Linked DNA regions of Homo sapiens: region 2 is linked to region 1. Evidence: read pairs that join two places in POLR2A ChIA-PET (ENCODE). Cell type or tissue: MCF 10A. All regions are shown on one strand. Each heading gives the region's core, and the rest is flanking DNA. Links, peaks and the distances in the headings are about the cores only.

Region 1 (8,313 bases), core at 73-8,072:
GCCCGGTGTGGTGGTGCGCACCTGTAGTCCCAGCTACTGGGGAGGCTGAGGCAGGAGAATCACTTGAACTCTGTAGGTCGAGGTTGCAGTGAGCCGAGATCGTGCCACTGCACTCTAGCTTGGGCGACAGTGAGACTCTGTCTCGGAAGAAAAAAAAAAATCCGATTCACCTCCCTGGATCACAGCAAATCACACAGCTGGGATGTTGGGGCGGTAGGGGGTGCTCCTCCTGGAGGCGGATGAAGAAACCCTGCCCACATTGCCCCAAGGGGCCTCACCAGAGACTCTCCAAGTGTAGGCCAGGTGCCCGCTCACCAGCTGGGGGCACGCACAGCTGCTCCTGGAACCTGGCTCGGAGGCAGATGCCACCAACAGGGCAGGAATCTTCGCACGTGTTGTCTTGATGGCATTCTGGATAAGTTATTTATTTATTTATTTATTTATTATTTATTTTGAGATAGAATCTCGCTCTGTCACCCAGGCTGGAGTGCAATGACGCAATCTCAGCTCACGGCAACCCCCGCCTCCCAGGTTCAAGTGATTCTCTTGTCTCAGCCTCCCATGAAGCTGGGATTACAGGTGTCCACTACCGCGCCCGACTAATTTTTGTATTTTTAGTAGAGACAGGGTTTCACCTTGTTGGCCAGGCTCTTCTCGAACTCCTGACCTCAAGGGATCCACCCACCTCAGCCTCTCAAGGTTCTGGGATTACACGCGTGAGCCACTGCGCCCAGCCCTGGGTTATTAATCACCAGAGAAGCCTGCTCATAAATATGCCCAGTGGGCCGGCCTCCGCCTCCCCTATCATCCTGGTCACCCCATGTAGGACCCTGTGGATTTGGACAGTGTGGGAAGAGCCCACAAAACCTGATTTCCACTAGCCACTGAGGAAGGACGTACAGACCATGACCACACTGACCAACGACCTCGTCGCCACGACAACCCCTTCCTCAAAGCAAGCCCCAGCAGGGCCTAGAAGGGGTGTGGACTGCAGGGTCCCCAGCTGGTGAACTGTGGCCCTCTCAGTCCTAAGTCTGAGACTCTGAGACACAACCCCACAGTGCCTCCTGGGGATGAGACCCGCTCCCTAGCCTCCCAAAGCCACTGCCTGGTGGCACAGCCCTGCACGGCCCCTCGCACGCACGTGTCTGCACCCCTTCCTCTCCCGCTTCGTTATTTTAGGTCAGCCCCACACCACAGGTCTCGTTTCTTTACCTTTCCTTGCCCACCAACCAGAATGTCCGCCCACAAGGGTTCGGTCTATTGGCGCGTCCCTAACACATAGTAGGTGCTCAATAAATGTTGGGCTGGGCGCAGTGGCTCATGCCTGTAATCCCAGAACTTTGGGAGGCCGAGGCAGGTGGATCACGAGGTCAGAAGATCGTGACCATCCTGGCTAACACGGTGAAACCCCATCTCCACTAAAAAATACAAAAAAAATTAGCCGGGCGTGGTGGCGGGCGCCTGTAGTCCCAGCTACTTATGGGAGGCTGAGGCAGGAGAATGGCGTGAACCCGGGAGGCGGAGCTTGCAGTGAGCCGAGATTGCGCCACTGCACTCCAGCCGGGGCGACAGAGCAAGACTCCGTCTCTAAATAAATAAATGAATAAATAAATAAATAAATGCTTGCTGTTGGATGAAAGCACGGATGACGGGTGGTCCCCGCTGTGACTGAACACAGAAGAAGCAGACCTGCTGCACCCGGGAGGGGCTGCACTGGCTACCATGGGCCACTGGGTTCTCAGCTAGGAGCAGGCTTCCTCATCCCAGGCCTGAGTTACCCACGCTGTAAAACGCCACCGGCACCATCACATTCCACTTGAAGGTCCCAGTCAGCTCCACCGTGCAGACCCTGTCCCCGACCTGTCCCCCAGTCTGGGATAGAGGAAGTATGTTCTGGCTTCCGGAGACACTGCCAATCATAAGCCTTTGCTTTTTTCTTTTTTAGAAACGGAGTTTCGCTCTTGTTGCCCAGGCTGGAATGCAATGGCACAATCTCAGCTCACCACAACCTCCACCTCCCGGGTTTGAGCGATTCTCCTGCCTCAGCCTCCCAAGTAGCTGGGATTACAGGCACGCGCCACCATACTTGGCTAATTTTGTATTTTCAGTAGAGACGGGGTTTCTCCATGTTGGTCAGGTTGGTCTCAAACTCCTGACCTCGGGTGATTCGCCCGCCTTGGCCTCCCAAAGTGTTGGGATTACAGGCGTGAGTCACTGCGCCCAGCAGCTCTAAATTTTTTTGTAGAGATAAGGTCTTGCTGTGTTGCCCAGGCTGGTCTCAAATTCCCAGGCTCAAACGATCCTCCCACCTTAGCCTCCCCAGTAGCTGGGACTACAGACAGGTGCCACCATGCCCTGATAATTTTTTGTTTTGTAGAGATGGGGTTTCATTGTGTTGTCCAGGATGGTCTTGAACTCCCAGGCTCAAGTGATTCTCCTGCCTGGGCCTCCCAAAGCACTGGGATCACAGGCCGGAGCCACTGCACCCGGCTAAGACCTTGCTGCTTTTTTTTTCTTTTCTCTTTTTGGGACACAGTCTCATTCTGTCACCCAGGCTGGAGTGCAATGGCGCAATCTCAGCTCACTGCAACCTCCTCCTCCCGGGTTCAAGCGATTCTCCTTCCTCAGCCTCCCGAGTAGCTGGGATTAGAGGCACCCGCCACCACGCCTGGCTAATTTTTGCATTTTTAGTAGAGACGCGGGTTTCACCACGTTGGCCAGGCTGGTCTCGAACTCCTGACCTCAGGTGATCCACCTGCCTCGGCCTCACAAAGCGCTGGGATCACAGGCGGGAGCCACCGCACCCAGCCAGGCCTTGCTTCTTAGCACCCCACGTGGAAACACCAGACAACCCTACGGAGGCCACCCCCAGCCCGGCTTCTATGGGGGCCACCCCTATGCCGTCCCGCTGCCCACGTGGGCTCAGGCGCAGCTGAAGCTTTCACGCTCCTTGTTAAAAATCATAAAAACCAAAATAGTGGCAAAGGCCGAAGATGCCGCGAGTGCTGGGCTGGGGATCGGGACTCGGCACCTTCTGGGCGCTTCCGTCCAGGGGGTCACCATTCGGATCCCCCGGTAGAGATGGGGAAACTGAGGCTTGGAGCGGCCTAGCCGCGGAGCCGGGCATGCTGGGGTTTGGCCTTGGGTCCGTCACGTCCCGTTCACGCCGGGACGCGCCGCTCCGCCTCTCGGCCTCAGTTTCCCCCTCTGTCACCGGGAACAACAAGGGACCTGGGCCCGGCCCGGCCCGGCCCCCGGAAACGCGCACAAATACGGAACGCAGCGGCGCGGGGCTGGGCCGAGGCGGGAGCGCGGATGGGGCCGCGGGTCGGCGTCCTCACCAGTTCTTGACCAGCTCCCGGTAGCGTGGGCCCAGGAACCGGGTCACCATCGCGGCGGAGTCGCACCCTCAGGATGACCCTGTCCAGCTGACCCGGCTACACTGCGCAGGCGCGGCCGCGGCGCGCACGCGCGCGGGGAGGGCGGGGGGGGGGGGAGGAAAAAAAAACATCATCCGCCACTGTGCGCGCAGACCCGGAAGCCACTTACAGTAACTTCCGGCGAGGGTTGGACGACCGCGGAGAAGTGGTCCGGAGTGGGCGGCGTTAGGGCGGTGCTTTCTGGCCACGTGGTCTGGCGGCCGATTGTGCTTCTGGGCTCCGCGGGGCTACCTGCCAGTGATTTTGTGCGCCTAGTATGTGCCAGAACGTTATTTACAATGAAGGAAACTGAGGTCCAGCGGGGAAGGGTCTTGCTCAGAGTCACACAGAGGGGAAGAGCTGGGATTGGAGCCCACTTTTGGAGGCGTCAGGCGTTGTTCCTGATTCGCTGTAGGACTTTGGTCGAGCGGCAGTGCTTCCCTGAGCCTCAGCGTTGCCCGTTGCTTGGAGGCCCTGTCGGAAATCTCTTTGCAGGATTCCGTTTGCGAGCCTGGGTTATTCCTCATTCCGGCAGCAGAGGGTGGCCTGGCTCCTTGCTCGGTGAACGTCTCTGGATGCTCTTAGCTGATGACAGGCAGGTCTTTCTGCCTCCTGCTTTCCACCGCACCAGGCTCGCTTGGGCTCGCCTTTCTCCAGTCCCTGCTTCCTCTGCTCTCCCACAACCCGGCGCAGCACCGTACATGCTCACTCAGCTCCCAGCTTCCAGCCTCCCCCCTGCACACCGGGCCGGTGTGGGCAGAAGGAAGAGGGGCATATTCCCAGACACCGCCATTGCACTTTTGTGCCTTTTCCCCCATATTCAAGAGTTGCCTCCCTCAGGAAGCCCTCCTGGACTGCCTGACCCACAGGCACCTTTACAGCATGAACGGAAAGGCCATAGCCTAGACGGGGCACTGGGCGTGATTTGTCTCTCGGGCGCCAGCGTCACTTGCAGGCCTCGTGATAAGGAATGGACACCGTGGGTTCTTCTGCCCAGCCTGGCCTGTCCTCCTGGGGTCAGCCCCTCAGTACACCCCAAGCCTGCAGCTCTCTGGGGACTGCGGGTGCTAACCCATCCCTATCCCTGGTTAAGGACTCAGGGTGGGAGCCGGAAATAGGTTTTGGACACCACAGTCTGGGCACTGTTTTTCTTTCTTTTTTTTTTTGAGACGGAGTCTCGCTCTGTGGCCCAGGCTGGAGTGCAATGACACGATCTCGGCTCACTGCAACCTCCGCTTCCCGGGTTCAAGCTTCTCCTGCCTCAGCCTCCCAAGTAGCTGGGACTACAGGCGTGAGCCACCACACCTGGCTAGTTTTTGTATTTTTAGTAGAGATGGGGTTTGGCCATGTTGGCCAGGCTTGTCTTGAATTCCTGACCTCAAGTGATCCGCCTCCCAAAATGCTGGGATTACAGGTGTAAGCCACCGGGCCCGGCCCTGGGCATTGTTTGTAGAACTTTCCAGTTGGCTTGGGGTTTTTGAGCTTGGGATCAGAGAGCACCTGAATAAGACTCTTCCCATTGGTGGAAACTTAAAAAAGTGGGATGCAGGGGCTGACACAGAGACTATTAAGAGAAAGGACAGGAACACAAGGGCTGCTGGAATGTCAGCCCAGAGTTTCCAGATGCCACAATGTAAGAGTTCACCAGTGGCCGGGCACGGTGGCTCACGCCTATAATCCCAGCACTTTGGGAGGTTGAGGCGGGCAGATCACCTGAGACTGGGAGTTCGAGACCAGCGTGACCAACATGGAGAAACCCCATCTCTACTAAAAATACAAAATTAACCGGACATGGTGACGGATGCCTGTAATTCCAGCTACTCGGGAGGCTGAGGCAGGAAAATTGCTTGAAAACCCGGGAGGCAGAGGTTGCGGTGAGCCGAGATCACGCCATTGCACTGCAGCCTGGGCAACAAGAGTGAAACTCCGTCTCAAAACAAACAGACAAAAAAAAGAGTTCATCAGAGACAGTGACATAAACAAGAGCTGAGAGATGGAGAGAGATTTGTAATGACACCTGGATCCAGCTGTGCCTGAAGCCATTCAACATGACATAGAACTTCCTTTTTGTTTCTTGAGCCGGTTTTTGTTATTTTGTTGGACCATCTGGATGTCCCCTCCACCCTTTTTTTTTGAAACGGAGTCTTGCTGTCGCCCAGGCTGCAGGCTGGAGTGTAGTGGTATGATCTTGGCTCACTGCAAGCTCCGCCTCCCAGGTTCACGCCATTCTCCTGCCTCAGCCTACCGAGTAGCTGGGACTACAGGTGCCCGCCACCACGCCTGGCTAATTTTTTGTATTTTTAGTAGAGATGGGGTTTCACCGTTAGCCAGGATGGTCTCGATCTCCTGACCTCGTGATCCGCCCGCCTTGGCCTCCCAAAGTGCTGGGATTACAGGCATGAGCCACTGCACCTGGCCCACCCTTTTTTTTTGACAGGTTCTGGCTCTGTTGCCCAGGCTGGAGTGCAGTGGTGCAATCACAGTTCACTGCCACCTCAAGCGATCCTCCCACCTGAACCTCCTAAGTAGCTGGGACTACAAGTGTGTGTCACCAGGTACAACCAATTTAATTTTGATTTTTTGAGACAGTCTCGCTCTGTCGCCCAGGCTAGAGTGCAGTGGTGCAATCTCAGCTCACTGCAATCCCTGCCTCCTGGGTTCAAGCTATTCTCCTGCCTCAGCCTCCCAAATAGCTGGGATTACAGGCTTGCGCCACCATGCCCGGCTAATTTTTGTATTTTTAGTAGAGATGGGATTTCGCCATGTTGGCCAGGCCGGTCTCGAACTCCTGACCTCAAGTGATCCACCCGCCACAGCCTCCCAAAGTGCTGGGATGACAGGCGTTAGCCACCGCGCCCGGCCAATGTATATTTTAAAAGTTGTTTTCCAGCATGAATTTAGAGGCCAGCTGGGTAGAGTGGTGGACAGGGCTCCCTCAGCACCTTCTGTCAACTCCTGGCCACTCTCTTTCCCTTAAAAATTATAGACATGGGGTCTCACTATGTTGCCCAGGCTGGACTGGAACTCCTGGCCTCAGGCGATCCTCCCGCCTCAGCCACCTGAAGTGCTGGGATTACAGATATGAGTCACTGTGCTGAGCCTTCTCCTCCCTAAGGCACTTGTGTGCCAAAGGGCTCTCTCCTGGGGGCCACCCCCCGTCAAGTGGCCAGGAAGGCACTCCTTCCACCCCAACCCTGTAGGGGAGCAGGGCAGTCCAGCTGTGTCCTCGCAGAGATGCAGCGGCCAAGTCCCTGGGCACAGCAGCAGATGCCTGCCAGTGGGCACTTTGGGATGAGCAGCGCCCCCACAGGTCCTGCCACACCCCTTCCCCCCGAGAGCTCTGTCCGTGGGTTCCGTGGGCATCCGGTTGTGGAGGAAGTCACAGATGCCGCACTAAGGAGTGTGGGGTTGACGCTGCCAGCAACGGAGCCGTGGAAGGTTTCAGAGGAGCAGTGACAGACTCAGACTTCGAGCCGACTTCGGAGCAGGAAGGGGCAGGGAAGTGGGTTCCAACAGCCCGGGGGGGGGACGTTGGGAGATGGGGAGCCCTCCCAGATGGGGGCTGGGAGGACCGCAGGTCCTGGATGGTTCCTACGCGCCCAAGTGCAGCCCCCAGGGAGCTGCTTTTCCCCGGGAGCCAATCCTGCTTCCAGGTGGCCTGGAGCCCTGAGTACACATGCAGGTTCCCAGCCGCCCTGGGAGCCATGGGCTCCTCAGAGTGAGGAGTCGCTTCGAGGAAGCCCAGTGCACAGGGTGGACCACGGTCCTTGCTGCACCCGAGGTGAACGTCAGGGCCCCCCCCCACTTCCCTTCCTAAACATGTGACACCAGAAAGAACCCGGGGACTGCAGGGCATCGTTATAAAATGTCACGTTTATTGCTACAGTGCTGTTATATACAGGACAGGTCTCTGAATCCACCTGAAAGAGGGTCGTTTTAAAGTCCCAATCATCCAGCCAGCTGTGTTGACACGTATACAATTATTTTCTTTAAAAAAATTTTTTTGAAAACCATCTTGAGGCACTCAGATCACACCCCCCACCCCCCATAATTGTGGTTCCCAGGAACTGCTGTTTCTTCCTCCTCGCGCTGGGTGAATCTCGTTTGAATTCTATGCAGAACGCACAGTTCCAGAGGCTATGGGGCCACTGCCCACCCAGACCTAGGGGCAGGGCCAGGAGCAAAACAAGAGGGAGAGGCAAGTTCCCTTAAGAGATCAAACTCCCAGGGCGTAGGGGAAGCCACCGAGAAGGGAGAGGCAGCCGGACAGCCCCTCCCCTCCGCCTGGCCTGGACTGGGGGCAGATACCAGGCATTGAGCTGGCCTTGAGGTTTCCCTTGCATCTACCATGGGGCCCAGGCTCCCAAGCCAGTCTGGGGAGGGGAGTCAGGCAGTCCAGGATCTCCTGGGGGTAACGGTGGGAGTCTCAGGAGTGGCACGGGGGGAGACGCCCGACCTGCAGCGGGGATGAACACAGCCAGCCCAGGGGTCCACAAGGCCTCAATGCAGGGAGGGGCATGAAGGGCACATGAAGGCCCCCAGCTAGCCAGGCCCACACCTGGGTGCCACAGTGACCACTGCCCTAGTTCGTGTGGAACTGGATGGGATCCCAGGGTAGGAGACTTGCAGTTTTAAACCCAAGACAGTCCCCAGCCAGCTGGGAAGAGCTGGTTACCCTCATGGCAAAAGACCAGAAAAGGAGACCTGGAGAGAGGCCTGGGTGCTGGGACATGGGACACAGATGGGCCCGAGGGGACACCCTGCTGGTTCTGCAGCAGGGTCGGACGCACAGCCCAAGGCCTTCGTGGGGCTCAGACCAGCACAGTCCCCCGGCTCCAGCCACTCTTGCCCTTGGACCACACAGAGGGAGGGCAGCAGGTGTGGCCCCAGG
Region 2 (8,313 bases), core at 249-8,248, 140 kb after region 1:
TTTTAGTAGAGACGGGGTTTCACCATGTTGGCCAGGCTGGTCTCAAACTCCTGACCTCAGGTGATCCGCCCACCTCAGCCTCCCAAAGTGCTGGGATTACAGGTGTCAGCCACTGCACCCCGCCTGACGATTCTTAAAGAAGCAAAATCCAGGCCCCCACCCCAGCCCGGCCCCACACCAGCTGGCTCCCAGGAGGCCTGGGCTCTGCCTCGAGCACCCCATTCACTCCTCTCCTGCAGCCCCAGCATTTCTACCCATTGAGAGGAATCAAAAAACAGCCCCAGCCCCAGGAAGGTGGAAGGAACAGAAAACCAGGGCTGGTGCCCACAGGGAAACTGGAACAAACCCATAAAACTGAGGCTGGTGAACCCCAGGCCACCTAACTCCAACTGCACGGGAGCCCCGGTACCATCTCCCCAGAATCCGCCCCTCAGGCCTCAGTTTGCTCACCTGTGAAGTGGGGCCTGCACCGCCCAGCTCAAGGGACTATGAGGGAATCTGCGCAGATGGGGACAAAGCAGCCTCCCTTCGCTTTGTGCAAACCTCTCCTCCTTGCCCCGGCCTCCTCCTGGCCTCCAGAGCAGAGCTGGCCCCCGACTCCAGCTCCCCCAGGATCGATGGGAGGATCAATTCCAGCAGCAGCACCGGGCTGTGGGGGGAGGGGGGCTCCTCTGGGAAGCCTCCAGTTCCCCTCCTCCCTCCCCCTCCTTTCCTCCCCCCTCCCCTTCCTCCCCTTTCTCACCCTCCTCCCATCTCCCCTCTGCTTCCTCCCCCTCCTCCTCTTCCTCCCCCTCCTCCCCATCCCTTCTTCCTCATCCTTTTCCCTCACCTCCCCCTCCCTCCTCCTCTTCCCCCCTCCAGCTTCTGTCCTCTGAGCCTGGCCCAGGATTCCTTGCCCCTCCCCCACCGGTCCACCCTGGCTGTTTATGGGGTGGGCAGAGGCTGGTGGCCGCCCTTGTCACAGCCTTTCCTGAGCACTGTCAGATGTCCTCAAGGGTGCACTGTGTGTGTTTTATCCCCATTCCACAGATGGGGAAACTGAGGCTCCAGAAGGGTCCCTGATGTGGGAAATGAAGGCGGGGCTGGGATTTGAGTCTGGAACCCACCCTCAACCCCAAAGGGGAGAAGCCCCGGACACCACGCAGGCGCTTTGGGAATGAGGCACCCTTGGCGGATGGACTGGGCGGGCTGGGGTCAGAGGTCACCTGCCCTGCCCAGCAGCCGCATGGAGATCACCCAGTAGCCCTCAGGAGTCGGGGCTCCCACTTGTGAACCGGGTACGCCACCCCTGGAGATGCAGAGCTGGCTGGACACGCACCTACCTCCATCTTCTATTCCCCTCTGAGAGCTGGGGGCGGGTGGTTCTTTGGTTTTTCTCCAGGGAATGAGAGGCGCCCTCTCTGGGGGGTAAGAGCCTTGGATCTGCCTGTTTCCTCATCGGTAAAAGCAAGGGGTCAACAGGATGACCCCATCCCTCCCCAATCCCCTTCTCTTCTTGCCGGCGCTATGACCCCTGGGGAGCCCCTGCCCCCAGGCCTGGCAGCCCCCAGGGACCCTCCTACTGGGGCCTGCCACGGTGGGGGGACAATGTTTCCCATTTTCTGCGGAGCCCCCCAACTCTCACCTCCAGGCAGAGGTGAGGTGATGAGGGGCTGGAGGAGGCTCCCCCTCCAATTCCATCCTTGGGAAATGCCACCCTCTCACCTCCTGGCGCCCAGGGAGTTCAGTAATAACAGAAACGTTTTGTTTGGTTTTGCTTAAAGCGAGCAGGAGGGAGAGCGCGAAGCCAACGGCTCCTGCCCAGCCCAATTGTGGGGATTTACCATGGAGGCGATTACTGAGCGGAACTGCGGGCGGCTCTGCTCGGAGGGTCCCGTGCTTGTTAGGGAGGTGGGAGAAACAGCAATTACAGCTGTTAGCACCGAGGGGAGGGGAGGAGGGGGAAGGAGAAACGGAGGAAGCAGAGGAGAGGGGAGCAGGGAGAAGGAAGAAGGAAGAGTGGATGGGGGAGGGAGAGGAGGCTGGAAGGGAGGAGGGGAGGGCTGGAAGGAGAAGGGGGAGTAGAAGGAAGGAAAGGGAGGAGCCAGGAGGGAGACTAGGAATGGGAGGAGGGGGGAAGAGGGAGAGGAGGAGGGGGAAGGAGGGGGGAAGGGGGAAGGAAAGTAGAGGAGGGGGTAGGAGGAGTGGGAAGAATGGGGAAGGATGGGGAGGAGGGAGAAGGGGGAGTAGAAGGGGGAAGGATGGGGAGGGAGGGGAGAGGAGGAGTGGGAAGAATGGGGAAGGATGGGGAGGAGGGGCAGGAAGGGGGAGGAGGGAGAGGAGGAGGAGGATGGAGGAGGAGTGGGGAGGAAGAGGGAGGGTGAGGAGGAGGGAGAGGAGGAAGGAAATGGAGGAGGAGTGGGGAGGAAGGGGGAGGATGGGGGAGGAGGGAGAGGAGGAGGGAGATGGAGGAGGAGGGGGAGGAAGGGGGAGGATGGGGAGGAGGGAGAGGAGGAGGAGGATGGAGGAGGAGGGGGAGGACGAGGTAGGAGGATCCTCACCCTTCAAGAGCATCAAGTTTTCCTCCCCAGTGGGAGAAGCTGAGGCCCAGAGAGAAGTCTCTGCTCTGACACCCCACAAGAGCTTTCCCAACCAACAGGCCCCTCTGGGACTCCCTCTATGCCCTGCCCAGGGCCCCACAGGGCTCGCTCTGCTTCCTGCTCTCTTGCTGCAGGCCTGGAGCTGGGAGGTGGGCAGGTGATGGCCAGAGCAGGAGGCGGCTGGCCCCTTCCCCTGTCCGCTGCCTCAAATGATTAACCAGTGCGGCTGGAGTGAGGAGTGGACACTGGGAGCCGGTTCCTCAAATACCCTCCACACCTTTGACCGGCGCATGGGCCAGAACGGGGGACCCCTCCAGCTCAGGCTGAAGAGCTCCCCCAACTGCCGGGTCCAGAGGGTCCTGCGCTCCCTGGGATCGCCCGAAGGGCTGGGTCGGAGGGGGACCCTGGCGCAGGGAACGTTCTCTGTAACTGAGATCCGCGTTTCTACTCAGGAGCTCAGCTGAGACTCTCTGCGTGGCCAACCCTCTCCAGAGACCGGCTCCACCGCCAGCCAGATTGGATGCTGAGCGTGTCCACACAGCACGCACTCACTGGGACTCAGCGTGCTGGGACTCAGCTCCCCGCCGCCCAGTCCCTCGGGCCTAGGTCAGCTCGCCAGCTGGTGGCCTGAGGCAGATCTCAGGACCTCCCTGTGCCTCAGTTTCCTCACCTGAAAAATGGGAATAATTGGAGTTGCTTCCTCAGAGTACCCCTGCCCCTAGCTCCCTGCAGGTACAGTGGGGATGGGGCAGGAGATAGAGCGGGGACCTGCAGGACGTACCCCTCCCCCAGGGAATGGGGGACGCCACCCCACCCCTGGCGAGCCCGGAAGGTGGCTGCTGATTGAACAATGGGAGAAACAAGCTTTCTTCTAGCGCAAGGTGACTCACCTGCTGGCCCAGGGACAAAGCTCCCCCAGCCACTCCCCACCGCCCGCCACCCCCCACCGCCCGCCACACACACACACACACACACATACACACACACACACCGCACAGCACGGAGAGGGGGTGAGTCATTCCACCCCACCACATCTGTGATGGCCTCCCTGGGTGCGTACTAACCTGTGGGGTGGGGGGATTATACTAAGGGCCGCCCGGGACCCTCCCTGCTTGGCCTCACAGCCAGGGAGAGAAGGCCCAACCACCCCCAGCCTGGCATTCAAGGCCTGGCTTTGAACACATGCCCCCCCCCCACACACCCCAGCTTCATTCAGTTTTATCTCATTGACTCATTCAACAAACATTCCCTAATGAAGTCCTGTGAGGGCCCCGAAACTGGGCTAACGCCAGACGCCTCCCCAGCCCCACCGCCTCTTCCTCAGATGACAAGGAGTCTTTTCGTCCTTCCATTGGCCTACCTGACTTGGACTCCTACACATCCTACAAAACCCAACCTCAGGGCTCCTCCTCCAGGAAGGGAGGACTGCCGCCTCCCCAGTTCTGATCTCAGGGGGATGGGGATGACTTTTCCCCTCCCTAAGTATGGGAGCCCCAGCGGGAGGGACAGAGGCTGTGGCCGCAGCTCTAGGGTGGTGGGGGCAGGGGAGCAGGAGTGATCTGAGAAGTTTGCTAAATCCAGCGAATGGCCTGGTTCCCCTCCCCCATCCCCGGTCTGCAGATTCTGCCTAAGGAGGTGCGAATCCCTTCCCCTTTCCCCATTCCCCATTCCCCAGTCCAACACCCCCTCCCCACCCAGAGGTCCACGAGGCGAGACAGACCCAAAGAGAGAGGCAAGGACGTGGGCGTTGGTCGGTCTTGCGGGGAGGAGGTGCCGTGCTCTCCCCACTTCCTGACCCAGCAGAAAGCGCCCGGGCGTGTCCAGATAAACCGCGCCTTAATCGAGGCGCCATTCCGGCCCGGAACAGGCCAGGCCCAGGTGAGGCTCAGAGCCAGATGCGCCCAGCCTAACCCACCTGGGGACGCCCCTCGGACCCTCCCGGGGCGGGGTCCTCACTCCCGACCAGGACCTCTGTCTCTGCATCTGCGAAGTGGGCGCCCCCAGGCCTGTGCTCCCCCCACCCACCTGTCGTCTCGTCTCGGCTTTCAGGGTGCAGAGTGGACACTCCCAGGTGTCCAAGCCGGCGAGCTCGGGTCCCGCAGAACCGGCGGCCCTGGAGACGCCCCGAGGGCAGCCCCGCTGCAGCCTTGCTCGGGTCCCCTAGCCCGGCGCCTCCGCAAACCAACCCACCGCGGGCCGCCGAGCCCCGCTCCGGGATCCGCCGGCTGCCTCCATCCCAGAAGAGTGCGCAGAGAATTAAATCTAGATATTTACATGTTTAATGGCTAAAGGAGCCTGTCTTCTGGCAGGGCAGGGAGGGCGCTCAGGTGGTTTAACTCAGCGCCGGGATCCCGCTCAGCTGCGGGGGCCGCGAACCCCGCCGCTGGGCCGACGATTGGGCCCCTCCGGAGCGCGGCGCCCAACGCGGGTTTCGTTGCGTCGGGGAAGTCCGTGGCCTGCAGCGTCCAGTCCCCAGGCTGTCAGCCGAGCCCTGGAGTGGGGCGTTCTCCAGGCCCCCAACCCCTGATCCAGGCCGTTCCCCTCCCGCGCACCCTCCGGCGGGGGCTGCAGCCCGCGCCCCTCGCCGCCAAGCCCCATTTTCCCACAGTGCAAACTGCAGCAAACGAACTGGTTTTCTCCTGAGCGCACGCTGCGGGGAGACGATTCCAACGGCGTCCAGTGAGGAGGGGCCCAGGCCTGCGAGACGGGGCGCGTTCCTGTCCCCAGACCCCTCCGGCTGCGCCTCAACCCCCAGCCCGGCTCTCTGACCTGCATCGGTCGGGCCGGGCACAGAGGAGGCAAAGCAGGCGGAGGCCGCGAGAGGAGAGCAGCCTGACCTCCCGCCTGAGCCCGGACCCTTCCCCTCGGGCACCCTCGGACGCCCCCGCCCCAGCGTGTTACTTTCTAGATGGGGAAACTGAGGCGCGGCCAGGGCGATGCGGCGGAAGTCCCGCGCCCGGCCGTCTCCCGCGCCTGCCAGACAGAGCCCCGAGAAGAGGGCATAGAATTCCCTCCTCTAATTGTGTCCCAGAACTCTGGGACGACGGAGGCCAAGCTGCTGAGGGAGGGGACGAGGACGCGGGGCCCCAGGGACCAACCCCTCCGCTCCCCGGCCAGCCGCGGCCGCCCAGCCTCGGTGCCCCGGCGCAAACAAGCGCGGTGTTTGCCGAGCGCGAGGCGGGCGGCGCGGCCCGAGAGCGATGAGGATTCGATGGAGCCGCTCGCCGCGGCGGGGGCAACGGAGCCCGGGCGGGCGCGGGGATCGATCGGGCACAGCTGTCGCCTAAGAGCCCGCGGGAGCATCCACCCGCGGGCCAGAGCTGCCCGGGCGCCCCGCAACTGCGGGCAGGAAATCCGGGACGTCGGGCCCGCCAGGGGCGAAACCCCAAAGTCGCGACACCCGGGGTGGGGAGGTCAGGACGTCCCCACGGCCAACGTGGAACCTTCGGGAGCCGCGCGCTCAGCCTCGCCGGGACCCCCGCCAGGCCGTAAAAGCCCAGAGTCTCCCCCCAAATCTAAATAAAATCCCCAGACCCCGCCCGAACGAAGGCGGCTGGAGTCCAGAGGGAGAACTCCTGCCACACACTAGGCACCGGCGGCCGGGATTTGGGGCGCCCGCAGGTTTCGGGGGCCGGGAGTGGGAGCAGAGCGGATCTAGGGCTGCGGCTGGGCTTGGGTGGGGCGCGCATTCATTGCCATCGTTTAGTAAAACCTCGCTTTAATAAAAGCAGGGAGGGGTGCGCAGAGCCCGGACACTTTCATTTCGGTGGGAGACAAATCGAATCAGAAAGTCAGTTGGGGGCGCACTGTGCAGGGTTCTGGGGGAGCCCCAGGAAAGGAAAACTTGAGGTATCTGACTCTGCCTTTGATATTTTTAGCTGCAATGGGAGAGTCAATAACAACAGGGAAGGTGGTGTGTCCAAAAATGGGGGAGGTGTGGAGGATTAAAGAGGGGGTTCAAGCTTAGGGGGTCCGTTTAGGGAGTTTGAAGCCGTGGAGAGTGCGCACCCCTGGGGCATGGGTGGAGGCCCCCAGTCCTCCCCTCCACCCGCGGGACTCTCCAAGCCCTGAGGTTGGCAGGACCAGAGGCTGCCCTTTTTGACTCCTCCCAGACGCAGGCCAGGCACAGAGAGGGTGAGCGTTGGTCTGGGGCAGCCCAGCACCTGCTGAGGTCCCCCTCCCCAACTCCCAGACACAGACTCGGGCTCTGGGAGTCAAACTTTCATCTTCCTGGAGGGGATACTGAGGCCAGAGAGCTTCCTCGAGGTGGCTGAGGTCCCTGTGGGGTGGGGAAGGGGGACTTCTTGTCCCGATCCAGCCCACCCCTCCCCCTGCCCACAATTTGCCTAATGACCCAGGATCGATCTGGGCCTGGGCAGCCAGCCTACCCGGTGGCCGGCTCAATTCTATTTTACTAATTACTAAAAGGCTGCTGCTGGTGGGGAGAAGCAAGCTGGGGGCTCCAGGGGGCCACAGTCCCTCTCTTGGGGCCAGCAAAATTCTGTTCAATCTCTCAACGGGACCACAGCCTCTACAAGGAGTGAGATCCCCATCCCTGGGGGAGTCCAAGTGTCCATCAGCCGAAGGGAGGGGTGAGGGGCTTCGCAGACCTGGATAGGGTTAGGTCCACCAGGCTGGGCTGCCCCTTCCAAGTCTAGGGAGCTTTGGAAGGGGTCTGTGGCCACCTTAGCGTGTCCTGAGGCAGCAGAGGGGAGAGGCCCTCTTCCTCTCGGAGTCCCTGACCCTCGTCTTCTCTTTCAAAATGGATGCTTTCCCTGCTAGAAAAGCCACACACGCTTGCTATTAAAATGAACACGATCATCAAGCTGTAAAAAATATATTTAAAAGGAAGCCTGCAAAATCCCAGCTCCCTAGGAGCTCCCCCACATTGGCATTTGGGGGAACTTCCTTCCACCTTGTTATCCTCCCACCCGTAGAGACCCCCAGCCCCCACCTGGTCTGCGCTTCTTGAGCCTGGGATGCTAGCGTTTTATGGCGGCTGATTGATTTTTAGATCTCACGATTATTTTTAATTATCTGTGATTGTTGGAGGGTGAGAATGAGGAGCGCAGGCTGGGGCTCTGTGCAGCCACATCCCCCCCGCCGAGATTCAGCATCTGCACGGGGAGTGGGGTACGCGACTGTTCGGACCTGCCCCTCTCTTCCCACCTGGAAGATGGGTGTAATTATGTAAACTCCAGAAATTATACCTGAACCCTGGAACTGGAAAGTTTAGGGACCGACACTTCAGGGGGCAGGAGTTAGCACTTGGGCAGATGTAGGAATGAAGGGGGGAACTCTAGGGCCACCACCCCCCCACCTTGGGCCAGAGACACCCGGAAAAATTGTGATTTGACTTCCCCCTCTCTGGGGCTGAGAGAGGAGAGTATGCCTGGTAAATAACAGGCACTTACTAAATGCCGAGCCCTAAGCAGCGAGTACTAACAGGGGTCCCCTTCAGCCCTATCCCTCCCCAGGACTTGGATCAGGCCACCTCAGGCTGGGGGCCCAGATCATTCAGGCCCCCTCTCTCTCTGGCTGTTGTGGTCAGCATAGACTCACCTCCGGCTCCCAGCTGGGCAGGCTGGAGGGCACCCCCTCCCACACCAGAGAAGGGGAAACTGAGGCACAGAAAGGGCCCTATTCCAGAGCCAACCTAGTCTTGGTTCAGAAAATCGCATCTCCAATGTGTAGCCACGTCTACAGGGGCCAGGAAATCTGGATGCAGGTGCAA

The links. Peaks named below come from ENCODE experiments on the same cell type or tissue, not always from the same donor. Only the 100,000 strongest peaks of a DNase experiment are listed, where the experiment ranks them.
Region 2: POLR2A ChIA-PET joins it to region 1 with 15 read pairs; 3 of 35 experiments call an interaction of 5 or more read pairs at or near these places.

Annotation. Positions count from the first base shown.
Region 1 is chr19:1,602,016-1,610,328 of GRCh38, forward strand. It overlaps UQCR11 (ubiquinol-cytochrome c reductase, complex III subunit XI), which reads right to left and starts at 3,447. Exons shown (of 3, transcript NM_006830.4): 1 at 3,345-3,447. The coding sequence starts at 3,394. TCF3 (transcription factor 3) reads right to left here. Exons shown (of 19, transcript NM_003200.5): 19 at 7,277-8,313. RefSeq lists silencers at 3,198-3,267, 3,318-3,577 and enhancers at 3,638-3,947, 4,403-5,024, 6,507-6,556, 6,587-6,656. In MCF 10A, for the core only: a CTCF peak has its summit at 3,928 (motif pointing right); DNase peaks (open chromatin) are centred at 3,566 and 3,866.
Region 2 is chr19:1,743,885-1,752,197 of GRCh38, forward strand. No RefSeq gene overlaps it. Among named protein-coding and RNA genes, the nearest start is that of ONECUT3, 5.5 kb to the right of the region's middle. RefSeq lists a silencer at 68-290 and enhancers at 3,230-4,429, 3,987-4,506, 4,507-5,025, 4,552-4,601. In MCF 10A, for the core only: no CTCF peak of the experiment used is centred there; DNase peaks (open chromatin) are centred at 3,137 and 3,967.